2 separate regions of the Homo sapiens genome follow, and region 1 is linked to region 2. Evidence: chromatin loops called from intact Hi-C (ENCODE). Cell type or tissue: PC-3. All regions are shown on one strand. Links, peaks and the distances in the headings refer to the core of each region. The heading gives the core; the rest is flanking DNA. Region 1 overlaps CENPF (centromere protein F). Region 2 overlaps PTPN14 (protein tyrosine phosphatase non-receptor type 14).

Evidence for each region. Peaks named below come from ENCODE experiments on the same cell type or tissue, not always from the same donor. Only the 100,000 strongest peaks of a DNase experiment are listed, where the experiment ranks them.
Region 1: a loop joins it to region 2, with 4 times the contacts of the local background. A loop is called at or near these places in 1 of 110 quality-filtered maps.

The regions. Positions count from the first base shown.
Region 1 is chr1:214,626,225-214,630,622 of GRCh38, forward strand. CENPF (centromere protein F) reads left to right here. Exons shown (of 20, transcript NM_016343.4): 8 at 2,822-2,947; 9 at 4,310-4,398. Among named protein-coding and RNA genes, the nearest start is that of CENPF, 25 kb to the left of the region's middle. In PC-3, for the core only: CTCF peaks have their summits at 2,106 (motif pointing right) and 2,321; no DNase peak of the experiment used is centred there.
Region 2 is chr1:214,479,685-214,484,082 of GRCh38, forward strand. All of the region lies in intron 1 of PTPN14 (protein tyrosine phosphatase non-receptor type 14), which reads right to left. It also overlaps the pseudogene AP3S1P2. Among named protein-coding and RNA genes, the nearest start is that of PTPN14, 70 kb to the right of the region's middle. RefSeq lists an enhancer at 3,897-4,398. In PC-3, for the core only: a CTCF peak has its summit at 2,432; no DNase peak of the experiment used is centred there; H3K4me3 peaks cover 1,162 bases; H3K27ac peaks cover 1,479 bases.

The sequences.
Region 1 (4,398 bases), core at 211-4,210, 150 kb after region 2:
TCTGTGTTGACAGTCCTTTTTTCCCAGTGCCATAGTGTTTTTCTTCAGGTCCTCAGCTCCTTAGTCAGTCTGCCTTCTTCTCTCCACCTTTCAAACTTGTTTGTTTTACTATAATGTCCAGGGTTTTTATTTGTTCTAGTTAGGAGGAATAGGGAAAAGTGTGATTATTCCATCTTCCTGGAAGTAAAAATCAGGTTCATTTTTATATATTCTCCTAGTGCAGTGCCTTATACAGAGAAATTCTGGAAAAAGATTGATTAGATATATAAAGGAACAATGGTGCTTCAGTGGAACTATGACCTCCTTTGATCCATGCATTTAATATCCTCATGCAGTCTCACTACGTAATAGTAATTTGGTCTTTTAAGTTAGAAGGACTTGGATTTGAACCTGGCTCTGCCACATCTCAGTTTTATTGCTTTTTGAGTTATTTAATGAACTTCTGAGCCCCAGTTGTCTAATCAGTAAAATTGTGTTAATAATGCCTGTGTCATAGGGTTGTTGTAAAGATTGAGATAATTTTTGTAAAGGCTTTAGCATAGTTCCTGGCACATGGTGAACTTATAATAATATTAGCTGTTATTATCATGGCTTATTTTCAAGTTCCTAGTTAATTAAGCTAATTTTCAGTTGCATTTCTGCCAAGCTAGGCCTTCCTGTATGTAAGAATTACATTTCTCCTTTTACACTTTACTTATTTGGTTTTGGAGTGACAAGTTCACCAAATCCTTGTTCTGTCTGACACATATAATGAAGTTTCTTCACATAAAATCGTGAATTAATATTTTTGACTAGGATACTGCTGAGAATACAGCTCTGGTTTTCTATTAGAGTCTTCCCTCCAGGTTCTTGTTTTTGTTTTGAGACAGGGTCTCACTCTGTCATCCAGGCTGGAGTGCAGTGAAGTGATCCTGGCTCACTGCAACCTCCACTTCTGGGCTCCTTCCACCTCAGCCTCCCTAGTAGCTGAGGCTATAGGCGCCCACCACCACACCTGGCTAATTTTTGTATTTTTAGCAGAGACGAGGTTCACCATGTTGCCCAAGTTGGTATTGAACTCCTAGGCTCGAGCAGTTTGCCCCCCTCAGTCTCCCAAAGTGCTGGGATTACAGGTGTGAGACATCGCACCCAACCCCCTCAGGCTCTTTTTTTTTTTTTTTTTTTTTGAGATGGAGTTTCACTCTTGCTGCCCAGGCTTGAGTGCAATGGTGCAATCTTGGCTCACTGCAACCTCCGCCTCCTGGGTTCAAGTGATTCTCCTGTCTCAGCCTCCTGGGTAGCTGGGATTACAGGCGCATGCCACCATGCCCAGCTAATTTTTTTGTATTTTTAGTAGAGACAGGGTTTCACCATGTTGGCCAGGCTGGTCTCAAACTCCTGACCTCAGGTGATCCGCCCAACTTGGCCTCCCAAAGTGCTGGGATTACAGGCGTGAGCCACTGCACCCGGCCCCTCCAGGTTCTTAATACTTGTTTGTTCTGTGCTTTTTGGGTTCTTTTTTTCCTTTGAGCTAGAAATCCATTTAACTGAAAATTCAGTCTACTCTTTTCTGTCTTGTCCCTAAGGATAGTATGTCCTTGTCAAATGTGTAACTGAAATAAAATTATGCTATGTTTATGCTGGTTCCAGATCTAACATTAGACTTATCTATTAAATGAAATGGAATTACTGTAACAAAAATCAATACCGTGTTCTTAAGTGAACATATGCTGTTTGTAGAGTGTCTTTTCCAAGTATTTACAAGTTGTGAGATACAAGGCTTGAATTCATGGAGAAACAGAGTGTTGAGCTGGCAGCAGACCTGGAGTTCAGCACCCACAGTTCACAGATAAAAAGGTCCGGAGTGAGTGCCCAGGGTCATGTTGTGCTACATATTTTCAAGGACTTGAGCTCTGGGCACTGTTTTAGAGTATTATGGAGCATTCATGACACCTAGTGGTCATATACTCTTATATGAATTAGGTATCACTGATAATAGAATGTTGTTTAAAATTTTTTAAATAAAATGTAAGTACCTTCTAAAGACTCTTGTAACCTTCTGTGTTTAGTAGAAAAGGATTCTTGATTCCAGGACCCTTTTAGTGGACTGTATTGCAGTTTGAAGGAGTGCCAGTAGAGGGCGCCACGGGTTCATTTCATTTACTCTGTGGTGCAAGGTTTTTTTTTTTTCCTGAGATTTGTTAAACTTTGAACCATCATTTGAGCAGTGACTTTTTGTTTTGTTTTGTTTTGTTTTGAGACAGAATCTCGCTCTAATTGCCCAGGCTGGAGTGCAGTGGCACGATCTTGGCTCACTGCAACCCCTGCCTCCTGGATTTAAGCAATTCTCCTGCCTCAGTCTCCCCAGTAACTGGGATTTACAGGCAAGCGCCACCACACCCGGCTAATTTTTGTATTTTAGTAGAGACGGCGTTTCACCATGTTGCCTCAGCATTTGGAACATTGTGGAAAGAAGCATTTTAATATTTAAAATTTCCCACAAAATCCATTATGCTTGAAACAGACTATCATATGAGGGTAATGGGCACCCTCTGATGATTTTACAGCTTTTAAATTACATAGGCTAACACCATTGCATTTTAACCTCTCATTTCCATGCAACAAAATGTTAGATGAATCGTTAGACATGCCGATCTTTTTTTTCATGGCACAAATTAGGAAGTATTTATTTAAGTGGGCTAATGCTTTACATCCTTGCTAATAGTTCCTAAACATAAATTGTGTGCTAAAACAATTATAGCAGTTTTTCTAAAACACAAAATATTTGTTCATTTATGTGAGTAATATTTATTTTGTCTTGAACATTTTTATTCATTATTAGTATACTGCATTGGAACAAAAACTGAAAAAATTGACGGAAGATTTGAGTTGTCAGCGACAAAATGCAGAAAGTGCCAGATGTTCTCTGGAACAGAAAATTAAGGAAAAAGAAAAGGAGTTTCAAGAGGTAAGGTAAATGGATTCATGAGGTGTTTGTCTGAAAGGCTTTTTATGGGCTTTTCATAGTTTGATCACTTGGAAAGGGGAGTTGTTATCACAATTTGGGAAATTCTCTTAGAGGAGAAATGCTTTGTGAGCTAAAGGTCATCTTATTTTCTTTCACATCTTCACTTTTGCGCTTTTTTTAAATCTTTCAGTTTTTGATTAGAGAAGGGAATTAGTATTCAGAATTCATCCATGTTTTCTGATTTGTTTGAGATTTGATATTCAGTAGGAAAGGATCACTTTTCTTCTTTTGGACATTTTCTCTGCTGTGGAGGAAATTGTATTACATTTTCCAGTAGGCTTTTAAAATTTTTTTTTCTTTCACTCTATTTCCTTTATAACTCCAGTATTTTTTTTTTTGAGACAGAGTCTCGCAGTGTTACCCAGGCTGGAGTGCAATGGCACAATCTTGGCTCCCTGCAACCTCCACCTCCCAGGTTCCAGCAATTCTCCTGCCTCAGCCTCCCGAGGAGCTGGGATTACAGGCATGCACCACCACACCTGGCTAATTTTTGTATTTTTAGTAGAGATGGGGTTTTGCCATGTTGGCTAGGCTGGTCTCGAACTCCTGACCTCAGGTGATTCACCCACCTTGGCCTCCCAAAGTGCTGGGATTACAGGCATGAGCCACCATGCCTGGCCAACTCCAGTTGTTTTTAAACCTGTGGGTTGGTAAATAAATTAGGAGGGTAGTTGATGTGGTGGGGAAAGTGGTTGGCAGAAGAGTGAGGGTGGAAGGTGCCCTTCCATAAGTATCTGCCAATTTGGTTCTTTCAGGTGATTTAGCCTGAAAAAGTACCATACGGATTAAGAGTCTATAGATTTTAAATAAGAATGCCTGGAAATGTTAGCTGATATCTTTCTGTGGTTATTAAAGTTAATGGGTAGCATATATTTCCTGTCCTTCTACATTTAAGCCCATTTAAAGTGGTATACAGTTTTTTGTGTTTTAAACACCGTTTTTGAGTATGTTTGGTTTCTTAGTTGAGCTTTGACTGTTGTAGCTCAGTTCTTCTCTCTTGCCCCTGATCCTTCAAAGTAGAGGTAATTAATTTAAGACTGAAGATGAGGTGGAAACAGGCTACTTTCCATGTGGTCAACTGATAAGAGTCCTTCCCCTTTCCCTCAGAGACCTGGATTTGATGCCTGAGGGCAGCATGGAGCACCAAGGCTGACTATGTTCATCGTTAAGTGGACAGTTGGCTCAGCTCCCTGCTGTCTCCTGTGCTCTCTGTGCAGTCGCCTGTTAGGATGCTCATGCCTCACCCTGGAGTCTCCCTAGCGAACCATCATCAGGCTGATGCACCTGCCCTTTGTTTTTCAGGAGCTCTCCCGTCAACAGCGTTCTTTCCAAACACTGGACCAGGAGTGCATCCAGATGAAGGCCAGACTCACCCAGGAGTTACAGCAAGC
Region 2 (4,398 bases), core at 272-4,271:
ACAGCTTATGTCCTGAAATTTATTCTTTTGAATTATTAGGGTTAGAAAGCTCAGTCGTTTTCTATTTTACCTAAATATTTTAATAACCTTTAATATTTTCTGATTATAATTCATTATAAGAATATTGGAAATGACAGAAAACTAAAAGAAAAAAATCACCCACGTCACCACCCACAGAGGACCAATATTAAAATGTTTGCATATTTTATTTCATCATTTTAATTATGTTTAATTTATTGTGTAACTGAGATTGTACCATCTTATTTGATATCTTTCATTATTTATGATTACTATGTATTATTTTCTCATGCTATTAAAATTTTTTCAAAAACAATTTTAAACTGTTGCATAATATTCCAGTGTATGGATCACCATTTATTTAACCATTTGCTATTGTTGACAACTTAGGTTGGTTCTAATTTTTTGCTATTTTTCAAAAAGAGTTCCCTATACTTCTGATTCTTTCATTGGAATAGATTCTTCAAGACTGTTATTGAGTCAAAAACTACATATTTTTAGAAGTCTCTTATTGCATACTCCTAAATTGCTTCCCAAATAACTGTTAAATGCAGAGGCTATCACAAATGACTATGATTTCCATTTCTTCACTTATAAGATGACTGAAACAATATGTTTTCTTAACCACTTCCATAAAAAGAAAAGACCCACGCTTGGAGTCAAAAGAACCAAGTTCTTGCTATAGCTTTTTTCTCTTACTGGGTTACCTTAAGCATGATTCCTCAAGATGGCAGAAAAGCTTTAGTAAAGGAGAATATTGATCCCAAAAGGGATACCTCAAAGTCTCAATGTCTTCATGTGACAGGAAGTCTAAGAAGCAGAAAGCCTCCCAAAATCCAGTCTGTAACAAATAGGTGAACTGTGAATCTTAGGCATGGCCCTGGGTATGATCAACCATCAAAAATATCAACAATCCTATCTCTCAATAGCTACAGTGCCATGTCACAGCACCTCAACCTCGGAAGCAGATCTAAGGATAGCTTTTGAAAAATGTAATACTGTTGCCCCCCACCAAGTGTTAACTACAGAAACATTACTTGGCCCAAACATCAAATGACTGTACTCCCTTATATTTATATATCATTTTCTCAAAAACCATTATTCCCACAGCACATAATATTGATCTCAATATTCCCCAAAGAACAAGAAAAGGCACCCTCTCTGCCTACCAAGTCGTATGAAGTGATAGGTAAGGATATGAATAGAGCAGCAGATATGCTGGGCGGCTGGGAAGAGAAGAGCCCACACAGAGGCAAGGGCGAGAAAGAAACAAGCAGCAGATGAAAATTTGCAACCATCCACACACTGTTCTAGGGCTCAGGATAATCTACAAAACGTGTCAAGTAAAAAAGGAGAAAAGGAGATGACAAGGGTACATAATGGCTCAAAGAGAAAATAAGAACTTCAAGTAAGATTTTTTTGTGTAAAGATTATATCCAATCTCACTTTATTTCACATAAATGCAACATTTGAAACAGAAGCAACTGCAGGGTCAAACAAATGCAGCACAAGAATAAAAACTGCCGGGCGCAGTGGCTCACGCCTATAATCCCCAGCACTTTGGGAGGCCAAGGTGGGCAGATCATCTGAGGTCAGGAGTTCGAGACCACCATGGCCAACATGGTGAAACCCCATCTCTACTAAAAATACAAAAAAAATTTAGCTGGGCGTGGTGGCATGCGCCTGTAGTCCCAGCTACTTGGGAGGCTGAGGCAGGAGAATTGCTCGAACCTGGGAGGCCAAGGTTGCTGTGAGCCAAGATGGCACCATTGCACTCCAGCCTGGGAAACAAGCGCGAAACTCCCGCTCAAAAAAAAAAAAAAAAAAAAGAATAGAAATTAAAATATTCTAGTTATCTATTACATATGATTTTTGAAAACTGTCTCATTTACACAGACACTGGAGCCTTATGAAGTCATCAGTTTTCTCAAGAGTACTGCTGCTCTGAAGTAAGATTGGTAAACAAGGATTCCAATACAGACATTAAAATAGGCAAGAATGAGCTAGGCGCGGTGGCTCACGCCTGTAATTCCAACACTTTGGGAGGCCGAGGCAGGTGGATCATGAGGTCAGGAGATCAAGATCATCCTGGCTAACACAGTGAAACCCCATCTCTACTAAAAATACAAAAAAAATTAGCTGGGCATGGTGGCGGGCACCTGTAGTCCCAGCTACTTGGGAGGCTGAGGCAGGAGAATGGCGTGAACCCAGGAGGCAGAGCTTGCAGCGAGCCCAGATCACGCCACTGCACTCCAGCCTGGGTGACAGAGCGAGAGTCTGTCTCCAAAAAAAAAAAAAAAGGCAAGAATGAAGACTTCTTGCTATTACCTGTGCATGGATACTCTCAAGACACTCAAGACAAAATGAACTGATTTGGACACACAAAAAAAGTAATGGTGCTTAGTCATTTATTAGCTAAATTAGAACCTGTAGGTGATGCTAAACACTATCAAATAAAAATTATTCAAGGTGACCATCCCTTGATAGCTCATTCCAGTAACAACTTTTTTTTTTTTTAGTGATAAAATATACTTTTATTTACTTTGTTGAGTCAGAGGGTTGTAAAAAAAATTATTGCTAAAGTAGATATCAGGCAAACAGAAAGGTGCTTTAGAAGTCCAGTTACCTTGGAGTTTATTTAAACTAAGAGAAAAAAGTCATAATGTTTTCATGCAATACATACTTGGTTCTTTAAATAACAATTGTGTGACAAATAGCAGAAGGAATTAAGGAATGCTGCACTTGTGATCCATACAAAACACCAACATTTTAGGTTGCACATAATTAAAGAAATATCTGAAACACTTTTTAAAACACTGTAGTAGCCAATACATAGAGGCATGCCGTAGATGGGCACCCGAATGCAGTTTAGAAAAGAAAAAAAAAAAATCACATAGAAACTACTCAATTTCTTTAAAATCACTGAGCAAGAAAAGCAACGTTGAACTTTCATACTGATTTTACACAACTTCTATATAGTACCTTGACTTAAATCCAAGAGCAAAAGTTAAGACTCTCCTCCTCTATTTTTGGTAAACAACTGCATGGTAAACTTAGATGACTCTTCCCCCTGGATTTTACCTGGGAGTGGCCTTTTTACATTTTTATTTAAAAGAGGACAGGTTTGGCACTTTTATACTGATGTCACCAATGTTAATATTTCTTGGGATCTCAGGAAGATTCATATTCTTTACAGCTGATACAGCACAGGCTGGAGCTCCCACTAAGCCACCCTCAGATTTTTCCAGCTTACTTTGTGCATCAATTTGTGTAACAATCTCATTCATGTTTGTCTCCAATACCATTCCCCCCATACTATTTCTGCAAGAATACTGTGAACCTTGTCTACATGGAAAATCAAATCCAGTTCACAGACATTTTCAAAACATTTGTCTAATGTTTCCACAAATACTTGAATGACATCTAAAATGCCAAGTTCACTTTCTGAAGAATCTACACAGAAGACAAAATATAACGTTGTGTAATGTCTATAAATCAGTTTGTTGTCAGATCCTCCAATTAATAATCCCCCTTCTAGGAAATTACAAACATTTTCATCTCTCTTAGATACCAAATGGAAAGTCTCCCTGATGATTTGCTGTTGTGTATCTTCACTGTAGGGGCGGTAGAACTTGGAGAGCCGCGGCTTCCCGTGGTTGTTGAAGATTAGGATCGCCTTGATCATGGCTGTGCCAGGCCGACCGGGTGGGCACTGGTGGCCAGGGCGGGAGCGGGCGCACAAGCCTCGCCTAGTAATCTTGCCTGCGACCCTTCCCCACCCGCCTCCAGTTAACAACTTTCACTGTCTTGAAGTTTCTTCTTTGTAAAATATACTTACTCTACTGCTATTTTTATACTCTGTTATGCTATTTACAGACTCTACTGCTAATTTAATCTATTTCCTCTTGAAGTCTTTCATTTTAAAAGGGCAACTGGGTGCCATCTTCTCTACACTGCACCTTTATATATTTAACTCTCATTATGACACTCACTCCCTCATATACTCCGATATAAATAATCCTACCTTTCTTACTTTTTCTTTTTAGGTATTATTTCTTCACCTTTTAATTATCTCAGTGGTTCTCCCTTAACTCTAAATTCTCCTTGTCTTCTTAAGTTATAGCACTAAAATGAAACAAATTACCTTTACCACCTAACTCATAGAGATGGGCTTATTTAACAGAAAACACAGAGCAGGCCAGTTGGATTTTCCCATAAAATCTGCATTTGAAAGAAAAGAGTTCTCACCAGAGAAAGACCCTTTCATCTCCAAAAGATAAGCATGTTATCATTTGTATCCAATAATAAAGAATAGGACAAAAGGAAAAAGAAATCGTAGAATGGGTCTAGAAAATATAGGTGTATTTAGTTCCTTGCCTG